Linked DNA regions of Homo sapiens: region 1 is linked to region 2. A link is a loop called in an ENCODE intact Hi-C map of the cell type or tissue named here. Cell type or tissue: uterus. All regions are shown on one strand. Links, peaks and the distances in the headings refer to the core of each region. The heading gives the core; the rest is flanking DNA.

Region 1 (5,398 bases), core at 132-5,131, 70 kb before region 2:
TCTCTTTCCTCTTTTATGGCAGCCTATGAGATAACTCAGACAGTTCAGAACTCAGATAACTTCTTCACTTAGGTAAGTGCACAGTCATAAATTTGCTTTTGGGAGAAATTCCTCTTTTCTCATGATAAGCAATGCTGTATTGAGGAAGTTTTGTGCAAGATAGCTTAAGGAAAATCCCAAAAGTAAGTGGGCTTTCTGGAGAACACAAATTTGTACACATATTTAAAAATTTTATAATTATTACCTAATTACCTCCAAAATGTTGTTCTGCTTATCACTCCCATCAAAGGTAGATGAGAATACACTTTTTCACCAGTCATTCATGAAGTTTGAATATGATCAAGCTTAAAATATCTATGATCTAATTGTTAAAGTTTTATTTCTTAAATAATATCTGGTAGTGCCAGTCTCCCTTCTTTATTCCTTAAGTGTAGGCTTATCAAACCTTAAAGCATCTGACCATGGCTAAACTCCCTGATGCCATTTTCTTTCCTCCTTCTGCCTTACATTCTAGCCATTTTGACCTTTACCCAGGACCTGATATATGAGAAGTCTGTTCCTACTTCAGGTCCTTTACCAGCTGTTCTCTTTGACTGAAGTGCTGTTCCCACAGACTAGCGTTTCTCAAACATTTTGCCTACAGGACTCTATGTACTTAAAATTTGTTGACGTTTTGAGGACCCCAAAGACGTATGTGGAGTCCATCTACCAGTGTGTATCACATTCAAAATTAAAACTGAGAAATATTTTAAAGCATTTAAGTAATTCATTATGATAAAAATAACAAGTCCATGCCATGTTAATATAAATACCATTTTTGTGAAAATATTAACATGTTCCAGAAAAAAACAATGAGAAAAATGGTATTGCCTTATATATTTGCACACCTATTTAATGTGTCTGAAGTTAGCTGGATTTTTATGTCTGTTCCCTTGTTCAATCTGTTAAGATATGTTGCTTTGATTGATGCATATAATGAAAAACTCACCCTACATAAATATTTAATTGAGAAAACAAGCATTATTAGTAGCCTTTTTAGGTAATTTCAACTCAATTTTATTCCATTTAAATTCCAACTCAATTTCAACTCAATTTAATTATCTCAGAAGTAAGCATTGAATTTTACCAGAAGCCACAGGACATCTGACAATGACATTGTTCTGATGGCTAGTAGAAGATCTGCTTGTGTGTTCTGACTTTTTCCAGAATTTTCCATAGTCATGATTTTCAAATACAAATGTGTTTTCAATGACCCAGTTTGTTCTCGGTAACACTACTGTATTCCTATTTATCTTTGTTTATGTCTGCTTTTATTTCTGCAATCTAGTTATTGTCCAATAAACCACTATTTTGTAATCTTTGTAGTCTTGTTTTGGAATAGTATTTTTATTTTTTTCAACTACTCTTCTTTTTGAAGAACAATCAGAACTCATCAAGTGGTAGTTTCTCAAAGGCTAGTTGCAATGTGGTATTTAAAATTACATCAACGAAGGTTTTCTACTATTTCCAAATTCTAATTTTTGCTCGAAAGTTTAAATTTTGCCAACTACTCTCAGTTGTTTTTCTTGAAACGAAAAATAGACTTTATTTTTTGAGAGTGTATTTACCAAATACTCTAATCTGACAAACCACACTTTTAATTAAAAACGGGTTCCAGAAAAAAAGTGGCTAGTTCAACCAGAGTCAGCTGTAGATTTGTCCATTTGTAAGGCAAAAGTACAATCCACAGATATAGTATTAATTCAATCTTCATGTCTTGAGTAAATCTTTATTTTGATTAATTACTGTATCATTGGAAAGTAGCTCGCTGTAATTTATTTTGCTGACTTTTTGTCCAGCAGACATTCAGCAAGGGTTTTGTAGTCTTCAGCGTTTGTGCGTATTTCTCAGACCATGCAATTTGCTTTATCTAGTAAAATGGTCAGTGGCTTTGCAATTTCCAGTTTGAAAGCTATAACAAATAATTTTTGGCTTTTAGAGTCCATTACATCTACAATTAACTATTTAGCTCATTTTTCTGTAAAATCTGAATGATTGGTCTCAAAATGTTGCTAGAATTCAGTTGTTACCATAAAAATATTTAAAATGTTTTGTTGTATAAGACAAAATAAATCAAATTATTAATATATACAATTGAAATGTAAATATTATTTCATTATTTATTAATAATATTTATTAACATTATTTATTGGTTTTCATTATATTTCTGTTGCCTATTTTAATTTTCGCTTACTTTCTTTGGAGAAGGGTGCTCTTTCCCATAATTCAGAGAACTCCTTCATATATGAATTTTGTGCAGTGTAGCTACGGGTTAAGAAAAAAAGTCTTCTATCTCCCTTTTGGAAGATAATGTGGTTTTTTGTTTTGTTTTGTTTTTTTGAGACGGAGTCTTGTTCTGTCGTCCGGGCTGGAGTGCAGTGATGCAATCTCTGCTCACTGCAACCTCAGCCTCCAGGGTTCAAGCAATTCTCCTTAGCCTCCCTAGTAGCTGGGACTACAGATGCCTGCTATCATGCCTGACTAATTTTTGTATTTTTAGTAGAGACCGGGTATCGCCATGTTGGCCAGGCTGGTCTCGAACTCCTGACCTCAGGTGATCCGCCTGCCTCAGCTTCCCAAAGTGCTGGGATTACAGGCATGAGCCACTGTTCCTGGCCTCATTTTTTAAATATAAGAAGAACATATTATAATTTTTTATCATTGAATATAACATTAAATTCAAAATAAAAATATGTTAAATAAAATTTAAAGAGTTAACAAACTTTGAACAAATAAAAATAGTATTACAAAACAAGCCTGCAAAGATTACAAAAGAATGATTTATTGGACAATAACTAGATATTGCACAAATAATAGCAGAGATAAACAAAGATAAATAGGAATACATAGTGTTACTGAGAACAAGCTGAGTTAACCACGAAAAGCACATTTATATTCCAAAATCATGACTACAGAAAATTCTAGAAAAAATAAAAATACATAAGCAATTATTCTACAGCCATCAGAACAAAAACATCATCACATGTCACATGGTTTTTGGAAAACCCCATTGTTCACTTCTGAGATAATTAAAGTGAAAAGTACAAATAACATCTTAATATTATCAGAAAAATATTTTTTTCATTTTGGACTTCCCGAAAGGATCCCAAGGTTCATGATACACACTTAGCGAGCTGTTGCCCTGGACTGTTTTATCATTGACTGCTTCTCACTTAGGTCTCTGCATCCTCAGACAGGCTTTTGAACCACAAAATCTGAAGTAGTCTTAGAGCCTGCTTCAGTTATTCTCTACCATTTTAATATATTATAATTTCTTATCATTTGTCACTCTTGGAAATTATATTAATATTTAGTATATTTATTAATCATTTATTTTTTAACTTTGACCCTTGTAGTATGTCACTTCCATGAAAATAAGTACTTGATCTGTCCCTTAGGCTTGACACAAGGAAGGCTCTCCACACATATTTGTTGAAGGAAAATATTCTAGAATATTTTTCCAGAATATTGCTTGTGATTCTTCATTTGTCTATATTTTTAGATGAATTTCCATATAAATTTTGTTATAGCAAAAACAATATAATCGTATTTGAATGCAGTCACACTGATTTTATAGGTTATCTTAAAGAAGTCGACAACTTTATTATATTGTGTTTTGACATCCAAGGGTAGATTGTCTTTGCATTCATCTGTGTGTTTGTGAACATCTAGCTTTTAATTGCACCTGAATAATAAATTAATTAACTTTTGAAAACTCCATACTATGCCAGAATCATAATGGAATATGGATCCCACTTTAAGTGTTAAATAATTTAAAATGATATATTTTTAATCTTTTCTTCAGGTTCAGATTATTTTATTTTAATCAATGAGCCAGCCAAACCTGGAAGATATAGTCCTATGATGGCTGATGCTGATAAAGGTTTCAATTTTGTTGTACAGGATAAGCAAGAAAAAATTAAACTTCTCTTTATTTCACATAAAAGCAAGTAAAGCACAAGAAATATGCCCGTAACAGTTACAGTCTTCTTTCAGACTTCAAACCCAGGTGTTTCTCTGACGTGTGCTTTGAAGCTCTCATAGCAGATAAACACCACCGTATGTGAAGCATGTCTGCCAGATGTTAAGGTGTGATATGTTTTGAGTATCATATACATAATAATTACACATAGCCTGGGATTTAATTCAAATTAAATAGGAAGATGTGTAATATACTATTTCAAATATGAAAATAAAAAGTACATACAAATTGTACTATACCAACTACAAATAGAAAAGTGATGACATCATTCTGCCTTCTTCTGTCCGCTAGTAATCAGCAAGTGTATATGTAATTAGTGAATACATTCTAGCAGTTGACTTCTTTACAACATATGTACTGTGTGATCTTAGGCAATCCACTTAGCCTTAGTTTGTTTATCACTGAAACAAGAATGGTCATGTTCCTACCTCATAAAGCTTTCTTTGTGAGTTTAAATGAGTTACTGGATGTGAAATCCTTGAATAATCCTTTGCATAAGGTAAGCATTCAATAAATGTTAGTTATTATTTCTGTTATAGAAATCCATCATTTTCAGCATGTATGAAAGAGAATAACAAGGACGGTGTTGCATTGTATAGGAGCAACAAATTCCCCGAGATCAGAATCTTTGCTTCTGTGCCTTTCCTTGTCTGCTCTGCAGCTATCACTGTCCACGTACATAAACTCTTTAAACCTCATTTTCCACTTTCATAAAATAGAATTAATTACCTTTATCATGTGGGTGTTGAGTATTAAGTGAGTTGATACATTAAGCACTTAAAGCATTGTAAGCATATAGTGATTTATTTTATGTAAGCTGAAACATACAAATTATGTTTACATAAATTACATTTAATAACATACTAATATTCATAAATATTATTAATAAATTGTTGATAAATATTTATAATAATTATAAATATTATGCTTGATATACTAATATTTACACTTAAAAAGTTATAAAACCAAATAAAAATAACAACTTATCATAAATGTTATAAATAAAGTAATGAGCAGGCAGTGAGGGAGAATAAAAGGTTGAGAAAGCAGAGAAGGCCTCCCGCTAGGATAAACCAATATTTAAACTGGATAGGGAAAGGTGAGAAAGTAGAAGAAAAGATGTTCAATGTAGAGGTTTCAGGATTTTGAATGGGGGCCAGATGGTAAAAGCTTGGTGGTTGAACGGCATGAAAATTGTTATTAGACATGTAATGATAATGGGTTCATGGAAGTCATTCAGGGCATACTATAGCTATGGATTTTGGATTTTTAAGTGTTTTAGGATGCTGGTGATTATAAGCAGTAGAGTCACAAGAGGAAGCAGGAAGTCAAAATGGGACACAACAGTATTAGTCCAGGCAAGAAATGAAGATAATG
Region 2 (5,398 bases), core at 67-5,066:
TTTCAGTTTCCATATCTGAAAAATGGATACAAATTCTTACCTAACTCATAGTGTTGGAGTGGAGATTAAATAAGGCAATATATATAAAACACTTAACTCAGAACTTAATCCTTATAAGTGAAAATCTCTGTAAATGCAAGCTTTTATTATGTCTTGACATATTTCAAAACAATCCTTTGAGTTAGACAAGATAAGTCATATTTACTATTTCTGTTTTACAAATGAGAAAATTGAAGCCCAGTGACTTGCCCAAGTTCACAGAGCTGGCAAGAAACAAAGCAGAAACTAATATCCAGGTCTTCTCATGCCTAATCCACTTTTCATTACTAAACTATACTAAACTATAATGTATCTTAAGAAAGAGGAAGCAAATTCTTACATATAGAAAAGTAATTATCAAAGTTTTGAGATAACATCTTTTCAGACTATTTTACAAACCATGACCAAGTTGCAATGCTTTTAAAACTTTATTTAATTTGTTCAGGAACAAATAAAAATTTTCTTTTTGTTGTTGTTGTTTGGAAAGAAACTCACCTCCAAAATCTCAAGCATTTTACCAAACATCATCATATTTAAAAGCTGCATCTTTAATCACAAGTTACATCTATCGTCATACTCATTTTTCAGTAGAAGAAACTATGTCCCAACAAAGTCATACGCAGTTAAGTCACCAAGAGGTCATGACACTATGACCAGAAACCAGGTCTCTTGCAATCCAACATGAAATGGAACCATTTTAAGACTAGAAACAGCACTGTGCACAGATTGCTTAAAGTCATTCTGGCTTGGAATGTTTGGGGTAGGATTCCCTGAATCCCTGGCTGACATATAGATATGTGAAATATTCCAATTCAGAGCACATCCCACATCTACTGTTAAACTACTTAAACTTTGATTTCTACTGACAACCCACTAGCTAACAGGGTTAACTGTATTCTGCACATTGTCGAAGTTCATTTCAGGGCCATTCTCTCTCATTGACATCACATACAAAGTATTTAATTGTACCTGCCCATTAAGGATATGAAGAATGCCAGAGCTTAGAAAGGTCTCCTTCTGACACCCCTTTACTTTCTAAGAGGTCTAGAGGCAAGTGATTATCTTCACAATCCTGATGTGACTGGTTTGTCTGTAGACTGACTCTGCAAAGTCAGATCTGGGTCTGGTGTGAATTGTCTGGCTCTGTAGTTGCCACTGTAGACAGAGTTCTTCCCTAGCCAAGAAAGATGACTAGCGTGGAACTGAGGGCACTTTGAATACAGAATAGCTTGAAAGAAAATTTGGTGTAGACAACTTTTACCTTGGCTATCTTCCCATGCCTCTATTCCTCCATCCCTTACCATTGTGTTTGGTGTCCTGGTACCTTGTACAAGTAACTTAACCTCTTTGTTCTCCAGGTTTTTAACCTATACAATGTGAGTAGCCACAGTGGTATCCCCTTCATGAGTTTATAGTGAGGTTCAAAGAAGTTTAATACATAAAACATTTAGAACTGTGCCTGACACATCTCAAGCAACACTTGTTGCTTCCGCTGCTGCTTCTCTTGTGTTTTTTGTTATTACAAACTTTACCTTGGACACTCCAGTACAATAACCAGACTGCACATCTTTTATAGTCCAGTGGATTTTCTGCCTAACAACAGAAGAAATCAGCTAAGCTATGATATAGTTTGGAGCTAGATAAGCTTTCGTTTAAGCCTTGACTTTGTGTTGTTACATAACAGCCTGGCTTTCTTTATGCATAACATTTTATTGGGCTCCAAGTCCAGCTGAAATCCATTCATGGACTTTATAAGGAAACAGAGACTCCAGGTTAAGAATTTCTACTCTGAGCAGTAAAGTAGAAATGGGAATAGAGACAGGGAAAGGATAAGTAATGAATTAAAATAGATTAAAAAGTATCAAGGAGATATTCAGTTCCTTAATTTCCTGACTTTTCTTGAATGCTCTGGGGCATCTCTTTTGTCAGTTGTAATTAATTAAAAGATTAATTATTATTTCCATAATATTGATTAGTTTGTACTTGGACAGTAAATCAACACTTATTGAATATCCATTAGTCTGCACAAGGTACATACCTCTCTGTTAAATACAAGGAAATTTACAATAACTCATCAATCAATTAATCAAAAAATATAGACTGAGGAACCACTGTGGGAGGAAGTGTTATACCAGGCCCCATGGAAGATACCAAGAAATACAAAGTACGATGTGAAGGGCATAGCCTCAAGGGAAATATGTTGCATAAGGAGATATGGCATAAACTATAGATTTGTATAATAATATTTTAGCTTTAGCATACCAGAAAACTTATAATGTATAATTCCCGGCCAAAGTAAAGTATGATGTAATTAAAATAATTGTCTTAGAAAGTCAGAGAAGGGATTGAGGGATGGATCACTTTACATTTGAGTGGTTAGGTAAGTGTTTATAATGAACAAGGTACAATTTGAGCTAAATCCTGAGGGATGAAAAGAATATGCATGGAGAGAAAAGAAAGAAATGGCTTTTTATGTTGGCAAAATGACACTAACAAACCTTGGCAATGGGAAAGCAGAAGACAATAAATAAATCAATGTGGCTTAAGCAGATACTTTCTTTCAAAGAAGCCTTGAGTTCCTTTATTTCTTTGAACATTCAGTAACTCTCATGGTATCTGACATGTCAAAGTCACACAATAAATTAATGTCCCATGTTTATGGAAATAACTAAAAGGAGATAATGAAATAAATGAGGGTAAGGTCTAACTGTGGAAGGACTTGAAATTCTCCCATGGAGCACTTATACATTTATTCATTCATTTGTTCATCAAATATTAATTTGTTGATGAATATGTGCCAATTATTATGCTTGAATCTAGATGTTATCAAAGGTAATTGAATGAGGTAATAACATGATCCAATTATTATTTTAGAAAATCAAATCTAGCAAGCACATGTAGAGTGGTGAAACTAGAGTCAAGGAAACTAGTTAGAAGGTTGTAGTTTTAATCTCAGTATATTAATATCTTAGTAAGGGGAAGGAAGATAGATGAGCATGGCGAAAATAGAGCTACTTCTCAGGAAGATGATGTAATACATTAAAAAGAAAAGTTTGGAGTACTCATTCTGCACCAGGCACCATGGTACATAGTCAATTTTAAAAGCACAAATAATGTGTGATGAGGCAGCGTACTCTGAACACTGCCCTCTGCACCACTCTAACCAACACTTCTGCCATTGTAAGTGATAGCAGGAAAAGTTGACTTCTTTGTTTGCATTTTCATCTCCAAGGATGCTTCCAATGGAAAGGAAGAACAAACAAAAATGATTACGTTAACTAAACTTCTTGATGTATGTGAAAATTATAAGAAATTACTCATTCTATGTGAGTTCAACTTTACTTTTAGGGTACTAAAATAATGTATCGTCTTGAAAGGGACTCTGGTCTGAGCAATGCTGGAGAATCACACAATCTGAATTATAGAATGACAGAAAGAAGGAAAGGTTCATATGGAATTTTCCCGATTGGCTGGTTTTTCACATGGGAAAGGACCTTGTGTTGAATGAAAGCTTCTTGCACTGAGTGATGGCAAAAATTTTGACATTTTACAGATGAGGTGATCTTTGGAACTGCGTATACTGGGAGTGAGGGAAAACTACAAAAGAGAATGATAAAAGCCAGACATTACCTGGAAGACTCCTTCCTGGGTCCTGCTCCTGCCTTTTTGCGTGTTAGTTGAATATGCTGCTGAAACCAGGCCTGCCACCATATACCTGCCAAAATAGACCCTTTAACAATGCCTTACCTCCTTTTCCAACAAAGAAAAATGCCCTGTGTGAAGTCGGAAGTTGAGGCCAAGCACAAGATACGATATAATAGAATAGTGTGGAATGCCTGACATATGGAAAACAAAAAAGACCCTGTATTTGTGATTTCCTTCAACAAAGATCTCTTCTCTTCACTAGCTTTTCAGGAAGGTAGCATAATGCAGCAGTTCAGCATGCAGACCAGGGGCCAGATTGCTTATGCTTGATTCTCATCTCTGCCACTGGCTATCTGTGTGACCTTAGGGACCTTCTCCATGGATAGTACCTGCTTCAGATGAGAATAAGATGAGTCAGTATATGTAAAGGTTTAGAACAGAACTGTCATATAAGACAAACTCTGTTAAGTTAATGACACATAAATAAAATTTCAGGATGGATTGAAGATTTTAAGAGATTGTTTTCTTTTTCTACTTGCCTTTTATTCACACTCTAACCTGAAAGTTATGTCCTGTTTAGTTTGGAGCATTCAAATGCAGGTCATGTCTGTGCAGCATGTATTTACTGTAGAGCCCCTATTTGGTGTGTAAATATTCTCCTTTCAATTTACCCAGTATCTTAGGAAAAGTAAATGCTCCACCACAGGGTACAGCCTTGCAGAATTTAAGTAGGCAAATGAATGAAAAGTTTTATTCTAATGTTGGTAGTATAAAATAATGACTTAGTTTAGGAACTTTTTCTGAGATAGTTTCAGCCCCTTGAGAACTATTTGATTTGATTCAAGTTGCTCCTTCAAAGGCAATAATTCATCCCTTGCAATTTGCCTTTTTGAGATTATTTCTCTAATAATTCATGACATGATTTTTTGATGCAGATATATATTAACTTGACAACAAAGTAAAACATGCTATTTGAATCATGAGTGTTTTTATTTTTGGAAATAATCCTGTATCTTGTATAGATCCTTTTCTACTACCTGAGAAAATAGGCTGCTTGAAAATAATTTATGTGCCCATTCTTTATAGAATAATGTCTGAGCTTATCATTTATAAAAGCATTAAATCACCAATATGCAAGCTTCCTTTATAATTATGAGCCTATGGGGGCAAGAAGAGAAAACTGGGGCATGATCACATTTGGTGTTTCAGGTTTAAATCTCTTTGGAGCTTTCTTCATCAAAAGATTGGCTTCTTATGAAACATCTTCATTCCTGGAGGCGATTTTCAATAACTTTTCTAGCATTACTCATCGTCTACGACAATTCAAATCCAACTAGAAACAGAGTATTTAATTCTTTCCATGGGCCAAGAACCATAGAAGTTTGTGCTATCAAAACACTCTCCAAATAGGTGATTTGTTAACCCTCTGAATGATAAGAACATTATGTGCCTGTCACTGGAAAGTAAAACCACATAGGGAAAGCTGCTGAGAGATTACAGGAAATACTGTGAAGGTTTTTTGTTTTTATTCCATGTAGTTGCAAATCTTGACTGCTGCTAGCTGACAATTAAAATGTGGTAGTACCAATGTTACATTAACTCGTGCTTAATGATGCCATTGCAAATGCGGTGGTTTAAATGACTCCTTTGTGTATGTGTGCTTTTCATTGTGGTAAAAATATACATAACATGAATTTAACCATTTTATATTTAA

Evidence for each region. Hi-C counts contacts between places; a loop is a spot of excess contacts. Peaks named below come from ENCODE experiments on the same cell type or tissue, not always from the same donor. Only the 100,000 strongest peaks of a DNase experiment are listed, where the experiment ranks them.
Region 1: a loop joins it to region 2, with 7 times the contacts of the local background. A loop is called at or near these places in 5 of 110 quality-filtered maps.

What each region holds. Positions count from the first base shown.
Region 1 is chr12:91,114,930-91,120,327 of GRCh38, forward strand. No RefSeq gene overlaps it. Among named protein-coding and RNA genes, the nearest start is that of LUM, 6.1 kb to the left of the region's middle. In uterus, for the core only: no CTCF peak of the experiment used is centred there; no DNase peak of the experiment used is centred there; H3K27ac peaks cover 4,724 bases.
Region 2 is chr12:91,184,648-91,190,045 of GRCh38, forward strand. No RefSeq gene overlaps it. Among named protein-coding and RNA genes, the nearest start is that of DCN, 4.5 kb to the left of the region's middle. In uterus, for the core only: no CTCF peak of the experiment used is centred there; no DNase peak of the experiment used is centred there; H3K27ac peaks cover 5,000 bases.